5 separate regions of the Homo sapiens genome follow, and regions 1, 2, 3 and 4 are each linked to region 5. Evidence: chromatin contacts called from ENCODE Hi-C or POLR2A ChIA-PET data. All regions are on one chromosome and are shown on one strand. The core of a region is the stretch at or near the end of the contact, and the rest is flanking DNA. Distances in the headings are between cores, read along the strand shown. Region 1 holds the start of ERCC5 (ERCC excision repair 5, endonuclease). Region 2 holds the start of TEX30 (testis expressed 30). Region 3 overlaps TMTC4 (transmembrane O-mannosyltransferase targeting cadherins 4). Region 4 overlaps PCCA (propionyl-CoA carboxylase subunit alpha). Region 5 overlaps ITGBL1 (integrin subunit beta like 1).

Region 1 (2,733 bases), core at 176-2,675, 1.2 Mb before region 5:
CTTGCACTCCATTTCCCGTCCCCAATCCCCCCGCAATCATTTACAGGACTCTTTCCACAAGCCCACGAGCCCCTAGACTCATAGATCCCCATTTAGGAAATTGGTGTAAGGTATCACCAGATTCTGAGCCAGAATAGATACTCAAAAAAAAAAAAAAAATGACTACATAACAAAGAAAAAGATAAAAATTTCAAAAGCAGTATCACGTTTTGCTAATGAAAAAAGAATTTAATTCCAATGACAAACAAAACCAGCCAAACATGTACAGAAACAATAGTCCTTAAAAAGTCAATTTAAAAAATGGGTAAAACACCTGTCCACACTATCCTTCCTCTAAGAAACATAAATGGGGCAAGACTCAAGCAAAACTAATCGTCGAAGTCTACTCTGCTCTCCTTACTGACCTCCCGGACAGGATAATAACTTTAAGATTTACTGTATTAATCGCACTAAACTTCTCTCATGTAGGCAATTTCTTTATTCCTCATTCCAATCCTGTGTGTAGATACTATCACCACCTCTACTTTGCAGATGAGAGAACTAAGGCAGAGAGGAACATAAAGCACTGCCACAAAGTGACAAACCAGGATGCACAGGCCGCTAAGACTGCAAAGCTGGGGAAAGCAGACAGGGCGGCCCGCCTCATCACCCGATTCCGCAATCAACCTACCACGGATCAAAAATATTTGCGATGGAAAAAAATAAATAAATAAAACATACCAATAAAAACTACAAAAAATTTTAAAATACAGTATAACAACTATTTACAGATCACTTACATTGCATTCGGCATTACAAGTAAGCTAGAAACGATTTAAAAGATTACGGAAGTGGGTAGTTTATATGCAAATACCACGCCATTATATAAGGGAGTTGAAGGAACTTGAACATCGTGGTATACGGAGGAGGGGCTGGAACCAAAGCCCCGGGGATACCGAGGGACGACTGTACTTAGAAAACCTAGTGACAGAGATTCTATAGCGACCCCGACCCCGACCCAAGACCATCATCCTGCAGATGCCACTGTGCCCAAGGCAGAGCCCCGCGAGGAATCCAGCCCCGAATCCCTGCACCCCAAGTCCCAACGCGGCGTTAAGGATACCAACAGCCAGGATCTTCCCTTCCAGCGCTTCGGGGCTGACCTGCCGCCCGGAGCACTCCAGCAGCTTCCAGAGCCCCTGGACCCCCATGAGGCGGCTGCGTCCTAAGAGCGGACCCCGACAACTTCTACTCTAATTCTTCTACGACGGACTGCACCGCCGCCTAGGACCCCGGGAGGAAGCCCTCCCTGCTCCTACACAACAAAGATGGCAAATAATACAGAAGCCACGGTTTTCCAGTGGGGGACGGCACTAATGGGAGCGCATTAAAGCGGAGAGACTCTGGCTGCAACACGTCTCAGCAGCTGTCACCGCCTCCCGGAAGAAAGACAGGTCCAGAGAATGGCCGTTGGCGGGGAGGGGCAGGGCCTCGCCTCGCCCAGCGCTTAGGCCCAAACGTCTGCGCCGCTAATGGAAGACCGGGGTGCAAGGGCCACGCAGGCGACGGAAACAGCCAGAAGATGTCCCTGCGACACCTCCCGCCTTCGCTGGTGGGTCCGCAAACCCATGAAAAATGGGCCCGCTCGGTTTCCGTCTAATACGACGCGCAGGGCGGAAGCTCCGCCTCCGCACATGACGTATATTTTCTGCGCTTGCAGCACTCCGGAAGTGAGAAGTTTAGCGCCAGTGGTGATGCCTTGGTGGTTACTTGCTTCCGTCACGCTGGCATCCTGAAGGCGTTAAGCATTAAAACAATGTGCAAAAGCGCCTTCTTGGTGGAGTAACGGGCTTTTGTTTTTGTTTGAGACAGGGTCTCACGCTGTCGCCCATACTGGAGTCCAGTGGCGCATTCTTAGCTCACTGCAGCCTGGAACTCCTGCTGCCCGAGCTCAAGCAACTTTCCCATCTCAGCCTCTCAAGTAGCTGGGACCGCAGGTGCGCACCACTATGCTTGGCGAATTATTTTTGTAGAAATGAGGTCTCCCTGTGTTGCCCAGGCTGGGAACTATTTTCTACACGCTTTTTTAGTATCGGTTTCTACCTTTGCGCCGCCGTGTGTGAAGATACTTAACACAAAGTGTTGTTTTACACGTGAAGAGACAACCAAAAGGTGGATGCCTTCTTGGTTTTGTACTATTTATTTATATGCTAGCACGTAGTAACTAAAGAATAATAAAATTTAAAGCCTGTGAAAATGTTAGGGTCCCAAAATTACTAAGCAAAAGGGAAAAGTCAAGCTGGGAACTGCTCAGGGCAAAACCTGCCTCCCATTCTAGTCAGTCATCCTTCTGCTCACTGAGATAGATGCATATTCTGATTGTCTCCTTTGGAAAGGCTTATCAGAAACTCGTATGCAGCCTTTTGTCTCTCATCTACCTGTGACCTAGAAGCCCTTCCTGCTTCCGAGTTGTCCCCACCTTTCTGGAAGGAACCAGTGTACTTACATATGTTGATTGATGTCTCCTGTCTCCCTAAAATGTATAAAACCAATCTGTGCCCCAACCACCTTGGGCACATGTCATCTGGACTTCCTGGGGCTGTGTCACAGCTGCGCGTCCTTAACGTTGGCAAAATAAACTTTCTAAATTAACTGAGACCTGTCCCAAATTTTGGGGGTTCACAAGCCTTAATCCTTGACATATAGTTTAGTTTTCTTCAGCATCTAAAAGTTATAATGCCGCGGCTTGTAGAT
Region 2 (2,700 bases), core at 180-2,679, 1.1 Mb before region 5:
GCACTAGAGGTCACTTTGGTCACCATCCTGGTTTTAGCTGGCTTGGGCCTGTTTCTTTAGGGCAGTTTTGGCCGTTTTTTTAGGGCATCCTGTTCTGACCAGATCCTGTTTTGCTCAGCAGGTGGTGATCAGTGCTTGGAAAGTCCTGCTGATCTCCTACCTCAACTATAACTGTGCAAATACTTTTCAGGGGGATAATGGAAATGTTCTTAAATTATAGTGATGGTTGCAAATGGTTTTAAAATTACTGAAAATGATTGAATGGTACACTTCAAATGAGTGAATTTTATGGCATGTAAAGAAATGTTTTTTAAAAACACAGCTAAAAAATTAGGAGACAAAGAAGTATTAAGACTTTGTAATTTGGGGAAACACTTGTGATAAATGACAGCGACTATGTGGTTTTGTGGAATGTATTTCCTTGTATGTACCGTGACAGAAAAGAGGGCAGGTGCCAACTGCACTGGGCTTGGGGAAGATTCATTCATTTAAGAAATTTTTTTTTTTCTGAGCATTATTCATACACAAGAGGTTCACGGTTAAAACAAAAATTTACAAAAAGCAACCCTTTCTTCACCTGGGAGCTTATAGCGCAGTGAGGAGACACAGATACATCCATAGCTCGTGAGGTGACCGGGGAAGGACAGGAAGAGCGGGGAGGTGATCAGGGGAGGCCTCGCTGTGAAAACCACGCGCCCTGTCGACCCCGAGGAGACGCGGCCCACGCTGGGAGGGAGCAGCCAGGACAAAAGCCGGTCGTCGTGGGGTCCCGCCTGGTGAGTGGGGGTGAGGACAGCGAAGTGTGGGCTGCCCTGGGCTTCCAGGGAAAGGAGCCAGATGGAGAGGGGAGATGTGGGGGACCGATCGCGTGCAACAGCCTAGGCCACTGCCGGCCGCTGGCTGTGGCAATGAGCGCGGAGCCTTTGGAAGATCCAGGGGACAGGCTTCCACAGCATCCACGTGGCTGCGGCGTCGCCGACAAGGCCCAGGCGGGGGCAAGATGGTACGAAGCGACCATTTAAGTGATTGTTACAATCATCCCCGCAAAGATAACAGGGGGCTTGACCCCATGTAGAAGTGTGCGAAGCGGCTGGTTTCTGTCAGCGTTTGACCTTAACGGGAGTAACGAATCGACTATGGGTGTGAGGAAGACTGGTCAGAGCTGATCGCGCCTCGGAATGGAGTGGTGGCTGGGATGCGGAAAGGCCCCGAGTGGAGCAATCCTGGGTGAGGCGGAAACGGGGGCTGACTTTCCAGCCGTCCGCGTGCTACTGAGGCGGCGGCCACCCTGGCACCTTCCCCTAGCTCCGCTAGTCCGCGCGTACAGCCCTGGGATGTGGCGGGCTGGGAGACCCACGCTCCCGGCGTGCTCTGCGGCCCGGCCCGCGCACCCGGGGGGCGTGGCCTGCGCGCGCGTGCGTCGTAGCCGAACGCTGTGGCGGGGCAGGCGAGGCGGTCGCTTCGAGCGCGCTAGTCAGCTCCCTGAAGGGAGTGACGGCGGTTGGGTGCCCGCGGCCACTTTTGCCTTCCCGGGTAAGTGCGGCGGTGGCGGTTGGCGCCGCCGGCTGACGGGCGGCTTCCTGGGAGACGGGGAGAGCACCCGGCAGGCCCGCCTGAGACGTTTGAGGCTCGCGGGCGTCACTCCTCAGGGGCGTCTGGTCCGAGCCGGGAGGCGTTCCGCTAAGTTCGGTGCCCGCGGGCACCAGCCGGTGGGGGCTTCGTCCGCTTTGCCGGGTAGGAGGGCGGAATGTGGGGTTGGTACGGGCGGGGAGAGCCGGACGGGGCCAACCTGGACCACGTCAGCCAGTCCCGGGTGACTGGCTCGAAGTAGCCTCGGAGTTGAGAGGGGTCGACCGGGGCAGCCCGCGGCGCAGCCCCGGCAGCGCGCATTTGCGGAGAGAACGGATCCCGTGCCCCGAGCGCCGCCGAGCCCCGCACGCCCGTGAGACCCGCTTTGAATTTTCTCTCCATGTTTGCTGGGGTTGTTGACCCGACCCCCCGTAAGACTCGGACTCAACGTTTTTGTTTGCCCCACGACAGCCAGCTTAATGCTGTGGACGTAACAGGGCACGAACGTTTGTAACTGAAAGTTGAAGGGGCTGTGGCGTCTCCGTCCCGTGGCGTGGGAGGTGATCGCCCAGCCCTTGTGAGTAGTTGTCGTCCTAGAACTCCGCCGACCGCCTAGCCGGTGGAGCCGGCGCTCCGGACGCCACTAGAGCTGGCGTTTCGTGGGCGCAGCACCTCTAGCCGGTCATCTTCACCATCGCCATTGAGGGCACTGAGGCCGGGCCAGGCTTCAAACCCTGCCCTCTCTGAACCTGAAGCCAGAGATGAAAACCCAGACGACAGTGGCCTGGCACGGTGGCTCACGCCTGACCCCAGCACCATGGGAGGCCGAGGCGGGTGGATCACCTGAGGTCAGGAGTTCAAAACCAGCCTGGCCAACATGGTGAAACCCCGTCTCTACTAAAATTAGCTGGGCGCGGTGGCGGACGCCTGTAATCTCAGCTACTCGGGAGGCTGAGGCTGGAGAATCTCTTGAACCCGGGAGGCAGAGGCTGCAGTGAGCCGAGATCGCGCCGCTGCACTCCTGCCTGGGGGACAGAGCAAGACTCTGTCTCAAAAAAACAAACCCAGATGACCTAGAGCAGGTTGCTTGGGGATTGCATTATGGGGCATTTTCCGTGTTTCTGAAGAAAA
Region 3 (2,700 bases), core at 144-2,643, 1.0 Mb after region 5:
CCCATGGAGGATGCATGACTGGTTCTTGCTGCTTCCAGGTTTTTCTTTATCTGAGTTATATAGGCCACCAGCAAGGCCCAGAGTTTTCTGACCAACAAAAACCACAAGATACTAAATCTTTGCTCCAGTTGGCAGCCAGGGTGGAGCAGGAATAGGCTATGCATAACTCCCTGTGTGTTGAAGGGGACTGGTTGTAAACTTTAATTTTGTCTATCAGAATCACTGAGGAAGCTTGTTAAAGTAGAGATGCCCAGATTCTCCCCAGAAGGGATTGGCTTCGTGGGTTAGGTCAGGTCAGGGAATATGCATTTTTTTGTTGTTTTTTTATTTTTTTTGTTTTTTTTGAGACGGAGTCTCGCTCTTTCGCCCAGGCTGGAGTGCAGTGGCGCCATCTCGGCTCTCTGCAAGCTCCGCCTCCCGGGTTCACGCCATTCTCCTGCCTCAGCCTCCCGAGTGGCTGGGACTATAGGCGCCCGCCACCACGCCCGGCTAATGTTTTGTATTTTTAGAAGAGACAGGGTTTCACCGTGTTAGCCAGGATGGTCTTGATCTCCTGACCTTGTGATCCACCCTCCTCGGCTTCCCAAAGTGCTGAGATTACAGGCATGAGCCACCACGCCCAGCTGGAATATGCATTTTTAGCTGGCATCCTGGGTGTTAAACACAGATATCACAGAAGCAGTGCCTTAGTCGTTTCTTAAGAGAAATACCTTTATTTCAGAATCAGGGGCTATATCTTATTTCAATCACTCAGCCTATGTATAAGACCTAAAGGCAGCAACTAGCTAATATCTGTCCAGTGTTATTCACTTCTCTTTTTCTGTTTATTACATGTCATTATCAGTATAATTTTCAATAACAATGGTAAGATAATTTCATGCATATCTCTAGTTTTATAATGTTGGGGAGTTGAATAGCTTCACTATGCATTTTTTAAATTTCTAGATTTTACTCCAGAAATAGCTTTTTGAAGAGGGCTTAGTTTTAGTTTTTATGAATCTACTTGTGTAGCAGGGGAAGGAGGTGAGGTTTACAGGTTTCCCTTCTAATGACCTTTCCAGCCATCTGTCAGCCTGGGACAGGTCCCAAGTCTCAGTTCTCCTCCAGTGACCCAGCTACAGCGAGTCTTCTTGAAGACTTGGCTTATATAATCGTTGTATTGATTTTTCTGTCATCCCACAGTCTGTAAACTGCTGGAATTTCTATTAAGGGGATAAAACCCAGAGTTCGTTTGGCTTCCAGTTCATGTTGTTCTTCCTCCCCCACCCCCAAGTAAAGTAGAAAATACTCTGTAAAGCAGAATGGAGAAATCAGCTTCCTCTTTCTCTACACATTTTGCATTTTAATTATCAAGGCCAAAGCACTGGGCCTAACTTAAGGAAACAGAAGGTGAAATCTGAAACACAGAACTCACGATGAGATCTTCAGGAGCTACCAAGTTGGGGGACATGATGTGACTTCCTGAGCCATGGCATCAGCCACCAAGCAAGCATTCCATGTATTTTTTTAGTTAAGGGTTTGAATTTTAAGCAACTGTTTAGGTTTTCCTCTTCTAATGCAAAAATGATACCGGTTGCTAATGGTCAGCTGCATCCCTGGCACTGCTTGTTTCAGGATGTAGTGAGGGGACGTGTTTCCTCGCAGAGCACTGGGCAGGATGTCCCAGAGAAGAGGGGATGTGGTGAGTCGCAGGGCTGGGTGAACAGACCCTCCAGCCCAGCTATCTTGATGGCAGGGCAGGTGTCTGCTCCCTGACAACTCACTTTTTACCCAAGCACTTGCTGTTTTATTTATCATGCACTTGGTAAATCTCCTCAGAGAGCCTGGAGGCTTCTTGAGGTTGGAGCCGAGTCTTTGGTCCCAGTTTTGTATCTCCATTGCTGTCGGGCAGTTACGAAGCACCCAGTTAAGTAGTTGTAAAATGATCAAATGCATCTCTCATTTGGCCCTGAAACGTTCAGGCTTCCAGAACCTATTTTGAGATGTTGATATGCAGAGTGAGTGTTCTCGTTATATCTGCGTGGCTCTAAGCACCTTTTTATTCTATCTGAGCAGCCCTTCTTAAAACCTAACAGCAGTCACTTAGCCTCTCTGGGTCTCAGTTTGTTCATCTATAAAATGGAGATAGTTATCTGCCCACCCTCTTGACAAGGTGATACAAAAAAATGCACAACAACTTAATTTGCAACTATCAAATGGTTAATATGTATATGTATATATGTATGGGTGTGTGTGTGTGTGTGTGTGTATATATATACATTTAGTGAGCATTCAATCATTCAGTGAATCTCTAGGGATCATTAAAATGTATTAAAATTTATATTACTTCTTGCCATTTAATTTCCAGTTTCAAGCTAATGTGGTAAAGCAAAAATACAAAAGTAATGTTTTTCAGTGCTTAAATCATGGCTTCCTGTGCTGATTTCTTTTTCTGTAGTGCTAATTCCAATGGCCCTGTAGCTTAAGTGCAGGTTATGTTGATAGAGTCAGTTTCCTAAGCTCCAGACATTTATGTCACACCTTTATGATATTTTTTTGCCACATCTAGGTATTACCTTATTTACTTGACATTTTTATTTAAATAGATTTTTAACATGAATGTATTTAAAGGAGAAACAACGCATCATTACTGTAAATACAGGGTAACTGAAAGTGAAATAATCATACTAAATCCCAGCTAGATACTATTGCTGGCCAAGG
Region 4 (2,700 bases), core at 10-2,509, 1.2 Mb after region 5:
ATTGTATATTGGCCCTTTCCGTGAAAACTTTTTCTGACCTATTGCTATTATTGCTCCAAATACATTTTTTAAACTTTTTAAAGCCTTTGTTGATTATTTTTAATCTCTTCAATGGTGGTATATCCCTTGCCACTGAGTTTCAGAAATTGCCACAGTTACGCAGTGCTGAGTCTGGTGAATAAGATGGAAAAGATCAGTTATGGCTAAGAAACAAGACAGAAATATAAGCCTACAGATTCTACAGACTCTTGGATGGAATATGGAAACAAGACACCAAAATAATTTGTGGGCTATATTACTATGTGTTTTCAGTGTGATCTGTGGCTTTGGGATAATTTTAAGCTTGAACAGTCTAAATTAATTTTGTCTTTCCTTAAAGGCAAAGAATAATTAGAAGTCTGAAATTTGCTTTTAGGATTTTTATACAAATCAGGATGTTAGAGCAAAGAAAGTTTTAGATATGCAAACCTGTGCCCATGAGTGTACAGCCCCAAACCCCCTCAAGCATTTCATCCTAAACACAATGCATGAACGGGATTCTGGGAGAGATCACAACCCCCTGAAATGTAATTAGAATCACGGACACAGAAGATAAAAGCTGCCTTGATGATGGAGCACGTCAGACCCTGGACACACAAACTGGAAAGACAAGAAAGCAGTTTTTTCAGAGTAAATTGAAGTAGCTATTCTAATGAAATGTGAAGGTTTAGGGATAATTTAAAAAATATTAGTAGTAGGACATATTTTTTAAAAAACATAATTTTACTATGAAGGATATATTTCATTCTTTCAACATATTTATTGAGAAGCAGACCTGACCTGTGCACTGTAGGCAAAGTGAATCAAAATGCAATTACTATTTGGGTCATGGTAACCCTTGTTAGTTGATTCACTTTGTTTTTGTGGTTAATATAAGCTTCTGAAACAAACAACTACCCTGTTACCAGATTCAGTTACTGGTTTCTATCTTATATTTTGGGTTTAGGGAATTACTCAAGTTTACGCCTATTTTCAGTTCATGCCTCTCATAAGCAAAATCTGCAAACACACAGCTGCTGTGATAGTCTGACAGAGATCCATTCCACAGACCTCTGACTGCCACCAAGAACCAGCGCTGATGCAAAAGGAACCTCGCTGAAGAAAGCTGTGTTTTCTTAATAATAACAGTTGTATAAACATAAGGTCTTCTCAGTTAAAGGGAAACCAACATCAAAAAGCAGTACAACATAGAACCCTAAACCCCTCTTTCTTTGAAGAAACCCGTTTGAAGCGAGGTGTTTCTAGTTATGGATGAATGAAATGAGAATTCAGTTGCAACAAACGGACATCCAGTTCTACGAAGGACTAATTAAATCCATCTGAGAAGCTGCATCTCAAACCGCCTCACACATTTCAAAGGAAAGCACTCCTCTGCCTTTTGCTAAGACATCAAAACACTCAGTCACAGCTGACGCATACAGAGGCTCTACAACAATGTTATTTTTATGGACTACAAAGCTCCACAAAAGTAATGTTAAGAGTTTGCACTATTTCATGACTAAAAATTCAGAGTTAAGGCAGAACATTTCTATGTATCACTATCTGAAATTTCTTTCCAGCCTCCAACTAGTTTTGTAGATCTTCTACCTGATCTCAAAACAAAAACAAAACAGATGCATCAGTCTTTAATGTGTTTCATATACTTGCTAAGTAGAAGTGGTTAAAAAATTAATCAAAGAATTAGTCCTAGTTGCACCATTAACTTTTTTTCCTTATAAACAAAACCAGGATTTTGATGTTCAATTAAGACTCTTGAGTAGGCAGGGTCCGGTAACTCATGCCTGTAATCCCAACACTTTGGGAGCCCGAGGTGTACAGATCATGAGATCAAGAGTTCAAGACCAGCCTGACCAACATGGTGAAACCGCATCTCTTCTAAAAATACAAAAATTAGCCAGGCACGGTGGCGGGCGCCTGTAAACCCAGCTACTAGGGAGGCTGAGGCAGGAGAATCGCTTGAACCCGGGAGGCAGAGGTTGCAGTGGGCTGAGATCACGCCATTGCAATCCAGCCTGGGTGACAGAGCGTGACTCCATCTCAAAAAAAAAAAAAAAAAAAGACTCTTCAGTAGTTAATAAAAGCCAGCAGAAGCAGCTGCTGAAAACTTTAAAAACTTGGTTTGACAAAAATACTCCATTTAACAGCCATTTTTTGGCCTTTAAAGTGGTAAAAGAAAGTTATATTCAGAATTTGGGATATTATCCCAACAGGATAATGTGGTGTTAGTGTCTATCCTCCCAGGATTTTCTGCCTGTCATTGGTTATGGTGAGCTCATATAATCATATTGAGCAATCGTGTTTTTTTCTTAAAGAACGCTATTAAATGTGACACAACCCATAAGCAGGAGAAATTCAATTCTTCAACATTTTCTTTTCAACATACATAGAGAGACATACAACTAACACCATCCAGATGGTTGCTAACATTCAGAGTTTCTTCCCATGGCAGAAGACCTTAGTAAAAAGAGAAGCAGGAGCCGTCAGGAGGCCCCAGGCTTCTGGCTTCTCTCTTTACTTACCAAGTAACCTTGGGTGAGTCACTTGACCTTCCCTGGGTGAGTCACTTCCCTGGGTGAGTCACTCAACCTTCTCATCCCCTCTTGCTGTTAAGTGAGGAGTTGCCCTAGGACAGCCAAATTCCTGTAAGTTTTGAAAGTCTGT
Region 5 (2,700 bases), core at 137-2,636:
GCACGCCTGTAGTCCCAGCTACTCGGGAGGCTGAGGCAGGAGAATTGCTTGAACCCAGGAGGCAGAGGTTGCAGTGAGCTGAGATCATGCCACTGCACTCCAGCCTGGGTGACAGAGCGAGACTTTGTCTTAAAAAAAAAAAAAGAAAAAGAAAAAGAAAAGAAAAGAAATATCAAGAGAACAAAAAGATAAGTCATAGACAAGGAGAAAATATTTGCAAAAGACATATCTGATAAAGTTCTGTTACTTAAAATATACAAATAACTCCTAAAACTCAACAATAAGAGAAAAACAATTTAAAAATGGCCCAAAGATCTTAACAGATGCCTTATTAAAGAAAACATACAGATGGCAAACAAGTACATAAAAAGATGTTTCATATTATATATTGTCATCAGGCAAATGCAAATTAAAACGATGAAATACCACTATACGCTTGTTAGAATGGCTCAAATCCAGAACACTGAAAACACCCAACACTGGCAAGGATGTGGAGAAAACACAGACTTTCATTCATTGCTGGTGGGAATGCAAAATGCTACAGCCTCTTTGGAAGACAGTTCAGCAGTTTCTTACTGAACTAAACATACTATATGATCCAGCAATCACACTCCTTGTTATTTACCCAAAGGAACTGAAAACTTAATGTCCACATGAAAACCTGCAAACCAACGTTTACAGCAGCTACATTATAATTGCCGAAACTTGGAAGCAACCAAGACGTCCTTCAGTAGGTGAATGGTTAAATAAACAGTGGTACATTCAGACAAGGCAGTATTACTCAGCAATAAAAAGAAGTGAGCTCTCAAGCCATCAAAACACACTTAAAAAACTTAAGTGCATATTCGTAAGTGAAAGAAACCAATCTGAAAAGCCTACACACTGTATGACACTCTGGAAAATGCAAAACTATGGTGACAGTAAAAAGATCCGTGCTTGCCAGGGGTTGTAGGGAGAGAGGGGTGAACAGGTGGAGCACAGGGGATTTGTAGGGCAGTGAAACTACTCTATATGTTACTGTCATGGTGGGTACGTGTCATTATAAAATTTACCAAACACATAGAAAATACAATACCAAGAGTTAATCCTAAGGTAAATTATAATAATTACTTTGGGGGATAGTGCTGTGTAAATGTAGGTTCCTGACTTGTAACCAATAGACCTACTGTGGTGGGGTGGGGGATGATGACAGGGGAGGCCATGCATGGGTGAGGGCAGGGAGTATATGGGATCTCCCTGTACTTTCTGTTCAGTATTACTGTGAACTTAAAAGTGCACTAAAAAATAAAGTGTATTACAAAAAGCATTGAAATATCACATGTTTTCTACAAGCTATGGTCTGTGGTCATAATTCCAAAAAAACTTGTAAGAAATATAAAAAAAAATTACATGAAAGAGGAATCTTATAACTCAGACTACACTTTGAGAAGCAGTGAAAATGAAAGTAAAACATGAAACCTGTTACAGAAATGAGTGAAACAGAAAACCGCAAGTTTCAATCCTTATTTAATTCTCGTGTTTTATCTTTATTTGCAGACAAGATGAAGGAGTCTCCAAAAGGTTAAATGACCTACGCAAAGTCATACAGCCTATAAGTGTCTGAATCAGGATTTCACTCAGATCTTCTGCCTCCTAGTCCAGGGCTCTTTTTAAGATATACCAGTGTCTCCCTATTGAAGAAACACTAAGATTAAATTTGGAAAACATTTAATTAGCTAAACCCTTAACTCTAAAATGTTGTTTTCATATTTTAAGGTTTCTGAAATTAGGATCAATTTTAAAATGATTTCTTTATAAAAAAAGATGTACTCCTATTGTCTGAGAATTGGCACATTAACATCAATAAAAATATCTACTGATTAGATTTTCTCCACAACGAAATTATCTTTAATAATAATGTGTGCAGCTGGATTTTAATTTAAATTCAAATCCTTCATTTGTATTAAAAATAGCTTTAGAAAGCACTGAAAAAGGCCATCATATATGCAAAGGACTGTCACAAGCAAAGCAATGCAGATAAAGGTAGTAGAAACTGCCAGGTTTCCTGGAGTAGATGGTACTTTTTAGAGATAGATGAAAGATCTGTCTGATTCAGCAAAAGGGCTATCTCTCGGGGACTCACATCAATCAGTCCCAAGCTAACTTCTAAGGTAAGCTGCTTATTTCGGAGAAAATTGTTATTCACTTACAATGACATTTTTCTAAAATTAAAATGTCCACAAAACTCATTCTTTTCTGTGCCATTAAATTGTAGTGTAATTTTCAAAGTGCTTAATAGATCAAAGATGATGAGAAAGGCTATAAAAATCCATGGGTGGTAGTGATCTTCATTTTAAAATAGCAAAAGCATTCCAGAAAAGTTTGTAGACACTGTCTATGAAGACTACAAATCACCTGGGATCTCTTTAGAATGCAAATTCTGATTAACTGGGTCTGAAGTTGTATCTGAAATACAATTTGATGCTGATACCGTTAGTCTACAAACCACACTTTGAATAGCAAAGGTACAATGGTTAAGAGGCCCATCAACTCAATGAGTCGAAGTTCTACCATTTATTAGCCATGTGATCAGATCCAAGCCATTCCCTTAAGTTCTCCTTTCTCCCTGGGTAAAAGAGAAATCTACCGCATTTTAAAAATACATTATAGGGTTGATGAAAAATACATGTGCAGTCTTTAGAACAGTGTCTAACGCATCAT

The links. A loop is a pair of places that touch in the nucleus more often than their neighbours do. ChIA-PET counts read pairs that join two places held with the same protein, here RNA polymerase II (POLR2A). Pooled maps may share reads with other maps.
Region 1: a map of naive thymus-derived CD4-positive, alpha-beta T cell shows a loop between it and region 5 (4-fold over the local background). The contact joins the promoter of ERCC5 here to the enhancer-like site in region 5. A Hi-C loop is called at or near these places in 1 of 168 maps with a recorded cell type or tissue (naive thymus-derived CD4-positive, alpha-beta T cell), 1 of 37 single-sample maps with no recorded cell type and 9 of 50 pooled maps. POLR2A ChIA-PET finds 5 or more read pairs at or near these places in 1 of 52 experiments (naive thymus-derived CD4-positive, alpha-beta T cell).
Region 2: a pooled map shows a loop between it and region 5 (5-fold over the local background). The contact joins the promoter of TEX30 here to the enhancer-like site in region 5. A Hi-C loop is called at or near these places in 2 of 37 single-sample maps with no recorded cell type and 8 of 50 pooled maps.
Region 3: a pooled map shows a loop between it and region 5 (4-fold over the local background). The contact joins two enhancer-like sites. A Hi-C loop is called at or near these places in 1 of 50 pooled maps. POLR2A ChIA-PET finds 5 or more read pairs at or near these places in 2 of 52 experiments (H1 and endothelial cell of umbilical vein).
Region 4: a loop to region 5 is called in a pooled map, with 30 times the contacts of the local background. The contact joins two enhancer-like sites. A Hi-C loop is called at or near these places in 2 of 37 single-sample maps with no recorded cell type and 11 of 50 pooled maps.

The regions. Positions count from the first base shown.
Region 1 is chr13:102,844,724-102,847,456 of GRCh38, reverse strand. It overlaps ERCC5 (ERCC excision repair 5, endonuclease), which reads right to left and starts at 1,425. Exons shown (of 15, transcript NM_000123.4): 1 at 1,103-1,425. The coding sequence starts at 1,190. All of the region lies in intron 9 of BIVM-ERCC5 (BIVM-ERCC5 readthrough), which reads right to left. RefSeq lists a silencer at 637-686 and enhancers at 848-1,670, 1,037-1,826, 2,037-2,086, 1,671-2,495.
Region 2 is chr13:102,772,515-102,775,214 of GRCh38, reverse strand. TEX30 (testis expressed 30) reads left to right here and starts at 1,429. Exons shown (of 6, transcript NM_138779.5): 1 at 1,429-1,533. RefSeq lists enhancers at 319-996, 997-1,674 and a silencer at 1,257-1,596.
Region 3 is chr13:100,609,229-100,611,928 of GRCh38, reverse strand. All of the region lies in intron 17 of TMTC4 (transmembrane O-mannosyltransferase targeting cadherins 4), which reads left to right. Among named protein-coding and RNA genes, the nearest start is that of GGACT, 22 kb to the right of the region's middle. Within about 2 kb of position 1,393, at least 6 of the 41 ENCODE cell types and tissues checked have a DNase peak (open chromatin) inside an H3K27ac peak, as active enhancers do.
Region 4 is chr13:100,392,815-100,395,514 of GRCh38, reverse strand. The region is part of intron 19 of PCCA (propionyl-CoA carboxylase subunit alpha); the gene reads right to left. LOC124903201 (a long non-coding RNA gene) reads right to left here. Exons shown (of 2, transcript XR_007063854.1): 2 at 1-2,662. Among named protein-coding and RNA genes, the nearest start is that of PCCA-AS1, 87 kb to the left of the region's middle. RefSeq lists enhancers at 2,446-2,700, 2,009-2,700. Within about 2 kb of position 1,259, at least 6 of the 41 ENCODE cell types and tissues checked have a DNase peak (open chromatin) inside an H3K27ac peak, as active enhancers do.
Region 5 is chr13:101,625,882-101,628,581 of GRCh38, reverse strand. All of the region lies in intron 7 of ITGBL1 (integrin subunit beta like 1), which reads right to left. Among named protein-coding and RNA genes, the nearest start is that of ITGBL1, 170 kb to the right of the region's middle. Within about 2 kb of position 1,386, at least 5 of the 41 ENCODE cell types and tissues checked have a DNase peak (open chromatin) inside an H3K27ac peak, as active enhancers do.